2 separate regions of the Homo sapiens genome follow, and region 1 is linked to region 2. Evidence: chromatin contacts called from ENCODE Hi-C or POLR2A ChIA-PET data. All regions are on one chromosome and are shown on one strand. The core of a region is the stretch at or near the end of the contact, and the rest is flanking DNA. Distances in the headings are between cores, read along the strand shown.

Region 1 (3,821 bases), core at 1-2,500, 480 kb before region 2:
TAATATGATTTGACAGATTGCAAAGTGAATGGTTGCATAACACAGCCTTTATCATTTCTAAAAAGCTGCCTAAAATAGATAGGCCTTAAGAATTTTCTTTTGTTGACCCTAACTTAGAGCTTGTTCCCATCGGATGCTCTCCCACAGTCACTTTCTCCCCTCTGTCTGTCTCAGGCCTCCCCACTGACCCAGCTGGCACAGATCTAGCCTCCATTACATGCCACATGCTGGCTCTGAAACTCTCTGCTAGGGCTCCTCAGAGACTTCAGAACCCAATAGTCTGTGGGGTACCCCTCCTATACAAACCTAACACCGACTACGCCTACAGGGCAGCTTTCACCAACACCACTGAGGATGCCTTGCTGGGGAAAACTAGAGAGGCAATCCTTCCTTCCATGCTTGTCAGGGCCGCAGCAGTCTCAGCTCGCCAAGCCCTAGGGTGAGGCCTGATTACAAGACATTGGCATTCAGAACCTAGAAGGGGGCAAACCAACTTGAAAACCGTCCCTTAGGTGTCCTGCTTCATGACAAAGCTACAGCACAAATAGGAAGTCACGGGGTACTGTATATCTACAACCTCAATAATGATCGCCCTTTTAAATGTTTACATTCTTCCAGGCACTAAGAACCTGAAATAAATCAACTGCATTCATCGTAAGAATACCACCTCTGAGGAAAAAAAATTAGTATCCCATTTTCTGAGACGGAAAACAACAAACCAAACAGATGGTGGTATCAAGTTTGTCGGTTTTCTGAACCCTTGGTGGGACCCTGGGACATACTTACAGGGATGACAGTGTGATCCTTCAACAATTTCCACTAGCAGAGCTGGAGGACTGCGGCCTACTGGACCTGAGCTGGCAGGAGGGTAGATGCCCAGCCATTCTCTCCAGGAAATCTCTGATGGTCTGTATTCATGGATCCAAGGACAACCCAGTCTTCCTTCAGTTTTACAGAGCACACATGAGAAGGCCCAGCTTGCGTTCCCAGAGATGACCTGAGCTCTGTCAACAACTGCCTACCCCCACAAAAGGACAGGCAATCCCTTGCACAGAGTTTCTCACAGAGGGGCTAAGAAATCGGCCAGCAGGGATGTCAACATCCACTACCAAGAACAGCCACTTGATGGCAATCTTAACCTATTCCCTTGGAATTCGTCCATAAAGGGAGACCCCAGAAGGCTAGAAGCACCAAGCATGGGCTGCACAACGTGGACAGAGCTAAGAAGGACGTCCCTGCTTGACCTGAGTGTGCGGCAGTGCGGCGATGAACGGATAGAGAACCCCACACCAACAAGCACTGTTGGGTTCTTCTCCATATCTAGGCTTCTCTGGGGACTAGGCAGAAGTGGCTATAGGCTCTGCAGTCAGACAGCTCAGGAGCATGGAAACCTCTCGAGCTCCATGGCGCACTCACATTGGGTTTCTCATCAGACTGAAATGCAAGTGGACAGATGACAACAAATATGAGAATAAATCAAAGGCAAGTTCCTCCTCCTTACTGTGGAAACTTGTTCTCTGAAACAGGGAAGGGCAGGAGGCAGGGGGTGAAAAAAGTGGACTTTCCTTAGAAGGTGGGACACCTGTTGAATAAAGCACTCAAGCACCGCCCTCCTCATTTAAGTTGTCAAAGAAGGAAACTAAAAGCCATGTGCATCTCTAGGAAAAAAGTCTCTCCAGTTAAAAATAGAAATACACTGTAAATTGCTGCACTACACACTTCTATTTTTGGTAGCAGGAAGATGAACTGAAGGGCTCTCTGAAACATCAAAACATCAAAGGGTGGGAGGGGGTCCATACCATCATATTACCATAAAATAGTCCACTGTCTTAGCTAGGATAATGACACGTTTCCACAGAGGGTTCGACCTCACTTTGTGTGGTAGTTTCCCAACTCCTGGCTTCTCCATTTATAAAAAGAGTTCAGGCAGAGTGAAGAGTTTGCCAACATTTTCCTCAGAGGGATTCAGAAAGTGCCAGCTGAGAGCCTTCCAGCTCACCCTTTAAAACTCTGTAACACTTTCCAACTGAGCAAACTGGAAGGCCCTTTCAAATGACACTAGGAACAAAGTCATCTCATGGAGGGTACACTGCTGGGGGAGCCCCTAGGGAACAGATCACTCTAGATGCATTCTTCTAAATTCACTCTCAAAGGAGGCAAGATGCTATTTTTCAAATAAGCATTCAAAAGCATGGGTCCCTTGGTGAAAACCCCAATCACATGGGATGGAAGCAGACTATCAAAAATAACAGTGTTCCAGCCTGGGCAATACAGTGACACCCCATCTCTACCAAAACATTTAAAAATCATCCAGGCGGTGACACGTGCCTATAGTCCCATCCACTCAGGCGGCTGAGGTGGGAGGGTTGCTGGGGGCGGTGCACGCAAGCTGCAGTGAGCTGAGATCGTGTCACTGCACTACAGCCTGGGCAACAGAAAAAATAAAAACAAACAGTTAAATAAATTGATTAAATATAAAAGACAGTTAAATGATTGCAAAATGGAGACCTTGGACTGCCTTCATGTAACACATGGCAGCATAACTTTGAGAGCCATGGAAAGCTAAAAGCAGACTACCACTTCAGAGACCACCAGAAGCTAGCCTGGGAGCCTCCACACGTGGCCTTCCCCGTCACCAAGATGGCAGTACCAAGCATGAACAGGCACCCACCTAACTGCAGAAAGAAAACAGGGACTCAGTTAAGGATTACCCAGATGACAAGGGCAGGGCAGATCACACAGGAAGACAACCTTTCTGTGTATACACAGAAAGAGCTGAACCAGCCATTAGCTCCAAAGCATAAATGAAGCAAGAACACTAGTAACAGGTCAGGGAGAGAAGCTACGGGGTCTGAAAGCATGCGGGGCATAAGTTACCATGAAACACAAGAGACAGCTCTCCTTGGATGTCAATGGCAGGGTACAGGTTTGGCCTTGCCGGTTTATAATCAAGAATGGGATGTCACTGGCGAATATAAAATATTATAAAATATTTATATATTTTATATTATAGTTTGTTGTAGAAAAATTATATATATATATTTTATAATATATTATAAAATAGCTCATGTTTCTCTCCTCATCCCCACACCTCCTTGAACGATAGACTTGTACTGTTTTTATCATCCTTGGGAAAGAAATTATGAAGAAGCTAAATCTGGGACTCTACAGAAACATTTTAAAGCCTATAGAGGAAGCTAAAAGGATAGATGAGATTTGGCAGCAGGTGAGCTTAAAAATCAAATTGTAAATTAAGGGATTTATGAACTGTAGGGTAATTTCCCAGAAGCATATCTAGTAATCACTCTTCTGGCTTTTAAAGATATACCATACAGGACTCTAAACATTTAAAGTGGCTCAAGTAATAACAGGTTATTTCCAAAAGCTAAGTAAAGGGCCCTCTAAATTTGAGGGAAATCAGATCTAAGACATTCACAAGCACAGCAAAACTACCCTAGTCCATTACAATAAATCTGATAGTAATTAAAGCTACTTAAATACACATATCACAGAATTCGAAGATTTAGAAAACACATGAAGCCTTTCTCTAGCAGGGAACAATATCACTCTATAAGAAAGAACGTCAATAAATCCTATTCACAAACAAGTCACCTCTGGCTGTAGGAAGCCCTATCTGGTGACCCTGCAGGGTCTTTCTATTCTATTACACGTCAAGAATAAAAAATGGCTGGGAGTCACAAAAGGTAGATAAGATGAATTACTGTTAAACAGATAGGATTCCCTCGACCTCAGAAGTCCTCAAATAATTCCACAATGCTTCCCCAAATAATCTATGACAACAGAAACATCCTCCCAGGACC
Region 2 (3,542 bases), core at 863-3,362:
GTCACAAGGTCTCAAGGAGCCTAGAGCTGTAATTGAAATTGATATTGTCTCTCAGTGACCCATTTCTAACCTTAGAGCTTCCTACAGACTTGGTCTTGGGAAGGGTTTACCCCTAGACTGTGTGGTTGCAGGAACCTGTGGGCATTCCAGAGGGAGTCTGTTAACTCAGCTTCAGAAATGAGGAAGATTATAAGTCAATGCAGGCTGAAAACCAGAGGACCCCAAACTGCATGGACTGGCTGATCACTAGCATGTGGGCTAACGTAAAGTGGAAAGCCTGCAGGCAATGGTGGCAGGCCATGCCTGCGGACCTCTGTTACATACCACCTGCCTGACCACTGTGTGTGGGGAGGTAACAGCCCCCATGTCCAGACCCCGTAGCAGCTCTCTTCCGCTCTGGTGAGCACCGAAGGCCAGGGCTGCACCGTCCTGGGCTGCGCAGTGGGAGGTGGGGCTTGGCAGTGAGCTGGACCGGGGATTCTGCTTTGTGTCCGGCTGCCCCGCAGAGATGTCTGCACCATGAATTTGATACAAAGTCCACAAACATTTCACTGCAAAAGGCACATTTTATCTCCCTTTGCAGAACCTCCAAGAGAGCCAAGCTTGGTGGCTTGCCAGACAGGCTCTACTCCTTATGTCTGATCTAGGGTACATGCTGGTGTTTGCCATCTTCCTATCGAACCCACATCCAGAGCTTTGGATGTGAGATGAAGGGGATGGTAGCTGGGGGAGGCTAGAGGAGAAAGACAATGCAAACAATACCTCAGGCAATGGGCTAAGCACACAAACCGATTTAGGTGGACCAGAGGAGAAAAGAAAAAAGCCCCAACAAACCAAAAACAAAGCAATACTTCTTTCCTACTTCCTTCCTTCCCATGCGTCTCATTTGTGTTGGTGGAAACTACAGATTGATTACTGTTTTGGGGCCTCTGATTAAAAACTCACATGTGTAAGAGACTCAGCTTCGAGATTAGGAGCTTCTTTGTTGAACCGAGGCAATCTCATGTTATTAAACCTTCCCTCTCAACTTGCCACCTGCTCCTCTCCTTCCCTAGCCCTAAGACCCTGAACCCATCTCCCCTTTTATCTTTGTTGCCTGTTAATTCCTGTTTCCTCAGGTGGAGGGCTTGTTCTGGAAATTAAGGTTTTGGGGACAGGGTTCCTCACCTTCCTCTCTTTGGGTATAGGAGGGCAGTCCTAAGATTTCCATAATCACAGCTTTTCCTGTGCCTCCTGCACTTAACGACTGCTACCGTACATCTGACTTCTTAAATTCATGGCCTGGAACTGCAAGGATATTTGCTAGTGTGTATGTTTTGTCTGCAACTAGATTGTCAGATTGGGTGAAATGGGCTCTGTATTAGTCTGTTCTTGCACTGCTATAAAGAAATACCTGAAACTGGGTAATTTATAAAGAAAAGAGGTTTAATTGGCTCATGGTTCCAGAGGTTGTACAGGCAGCATGGCTGGGGAGACCTCAGGAAACTTTCAATCATGGCAGAAGGGGAAGGGGAAGCAGGCACGTCTTCTACGGCCAGAGCAGGAGGAAGAGAGACAAGGGGGAGATGCTACACCCTTAAACAACCGGACCTTGTGAGAACTCTCACTCTCACAAGAACAGCAAAGGGGAAATCCACTCCCATGATCCAGTCACCTCCCACCAGGCCCCTCCTCCAACACTGGGGATTACAATTCGACATGAGATTTGGGTGGAGACACAGAGCCAAACCATATCAGACTCCAAGGCCAATTTTAAGTGGCTCCAGGATTCTCAAATTCTAAGTGTTTTAAGTGCTCAGACAGAGGCATAGCAGGCCTTCAATACGTTTTCACGATTTTCACTTTCTAGGAGCCTTCAGAGTGACTGTCTAAGGAGTTTTCTGGTCAAGCGCCGGGGTAGGCATTGGCATTCTTCTCCAGATGAAAGTCAAGAGGCAGACAACACAGTGACCAATGCCTCATCCAAACTCCTGAGGCAGAGGAGAGTCCAACTGCCACTTCCTAACAATGTGAAGCCATGATACGAGGCCTAATAAACTTTCCCTGCAGTTTCAAGAGGATGTGGTCTCTTTCACTTCCTGTCCCAAACTGTTCTGCACTGTTGCGCCATGCAACAGCTGCTTCGGATCAAGCCACGGCCAAATTCTTGCTGGGGAAGAGCAGTGACATTTGGGGAACCACAGGGACAACAGGGAGCCACTTCTGTGGGTGCTGGAGACTCCACTCATAGGACGTCTGGACACTGATGTCTAAAGCCTAAAGGAGGACATTAAAATGTTAGATCGGGGAGGGGACAGATCCACCATTGTAATTTCAAAGGTGAAACTCGGATGTCCTGGAAGGAGGGTAGACAGACCTGCTTGTGACCTGCTAATCCACTATCACAAACTGTGCATGCTTTCTTATCATTTTACTTCTTTCATAAATAGAGGACAGGAACAAAAAGCCAAAAGGTTACATGAAGGAGCAGGTGAGAAATCTCTAGCTAGTTCCCATGGTACTGTGGAGCTAGTACCGCATCATACTGTTCATCATACTTTGCTTGTGTTGTGGAGAAAACTCAAGCATAGACAAGGTGTCACTGGCCTCGCTGTAAAATAACAGGCTGTTAATGAAGCAGCCGAGGGATATGGAGATGGTGTCTTCATCCCTGTGCTCACCTTTTCCCGAATGTACCTTTTTCCCTTTAATTTCCCTAAATGAGATGTGCCATAGAATGTACCTAATTTGTGTCAGGTCTATACAATGAGAAAATCATAATACATCCATGAATCAGGGTTCAGTTAATTTATTTCCTAAACATCTACATTTTGAACTAATTTCAGATCTACAGAACAGATGGAGTCTCGCTCTGTCATCCAGGATGGAGTGCAGCAGCATGATCTCTGTTCACTGCAACCTCCGCCTCCCAGGTTCAAGTGATTCTCCTGTCTCAGCCTCCTGAGTAGCTGGGATTACAGGCACCTTCCCTCACACCTGGCTAATTTTTGTATTTTTAGTAGAGCCAGGGTTTCATCGTGTTGGCCAGGCTGGTCTCGAACTCCTGACCTCAGGTGATCCACCCACCTCGGCCTTCCAAAGTGCTGGGATTACAGGTGTGAGCCACTATGCCTGGTCAGGGTCATGTTTTATATCAAAGATTTAAAGCACTTCTCAGTGTTTTATATAGAAGACTTATAATGTCAGTTTGTCTCATTATAGAGGATAGATTTTGATCACTTTATTCGTCTACCAGGTTTCTATATTGTAAAATTATTATTTTTCCCTTTGCAATTAATAAGTACAATGTGGGGAGATAATTCCAGACTATACAAGTATTCTGTTTCTCAACAAACTATTATCCATTATTTTTAGCATCCATTTATATTTTGTTGTTGTTGTTATTGTTGCCCAGACTGGAATTCAGTGGTGTGAACGTGGCTCACTGTAGCTCACTGTAGCCTTGAACTCAAGTTACAAGAGGATCCTCTCACCTCGGCCTCTTGAGTAACAGACTACAGGTGTGCACGATGCCTAACTAATTTTTAAATTTTTTTTTTTTT

Evidence for each region. A loop is a pair of places that touch in the nucleus more often than their neighbours do. ChIA-PET counts read pairs that join two places held with the same protein, here RNA polymerase II (POLR2A). Pooled maps may share reads with other maps.
Region 1: a loop to region 2 is called in a pooled map, with 4 times the contacts of the local background. The contact joins two enhancer-like sites. A Hi-C loop is called at or near these places in 3 of 37 single-sample maps with no recorded cell type and 5 of 50 pooled maps. POLR2A ChIA-PET finds 5 or more read pairs at or near these places in 2 of 52 experiments (WTC11 and naive thymus-derived CD4-positive, alpha-beta T cell).

The regions. Positions count from the first base shown.
Region 1 is chr6:15,387,810-15,391,630 of GRCh38, reverse strand. The region is part of intron 2 of JARID2 (jumonji and AT-rich interaction domain containing 2); the gene reads right to left. Among named protein-coding and RNA genes, the nearest start is that of JARID2-AS1, 140 kb to the right of the region's middle. RefSeq lists an enhancer at 1,049-1,408. Within about 2 kb of position 1,250, at least 5 of the 41 ENCODE cell types and tissues checked have a DNase peak (open chromatin) inside an H3K27ac peak, as active enhancers do.
Region 2 is chr6:14,909,386-14,912,927 of GRCh38, reverse strand. All of the region lies in intron 2 of LOC105374945 (a long non-coding RNA gene), which reads left to right. Among named protein-coding and RNA genes, the nearest start is that of JARID2-DT, 330 kb to the left of the region's middle. RefSeq lists enhancers at 1,496-1,555, 2,246-2,305. Within about 2 kb of position 2,112, at least 11 of the 41 ENCODE cell types and tissues checked have a DNase peak (open chromatin) inside an H3K27ac peak, as active enhancers do.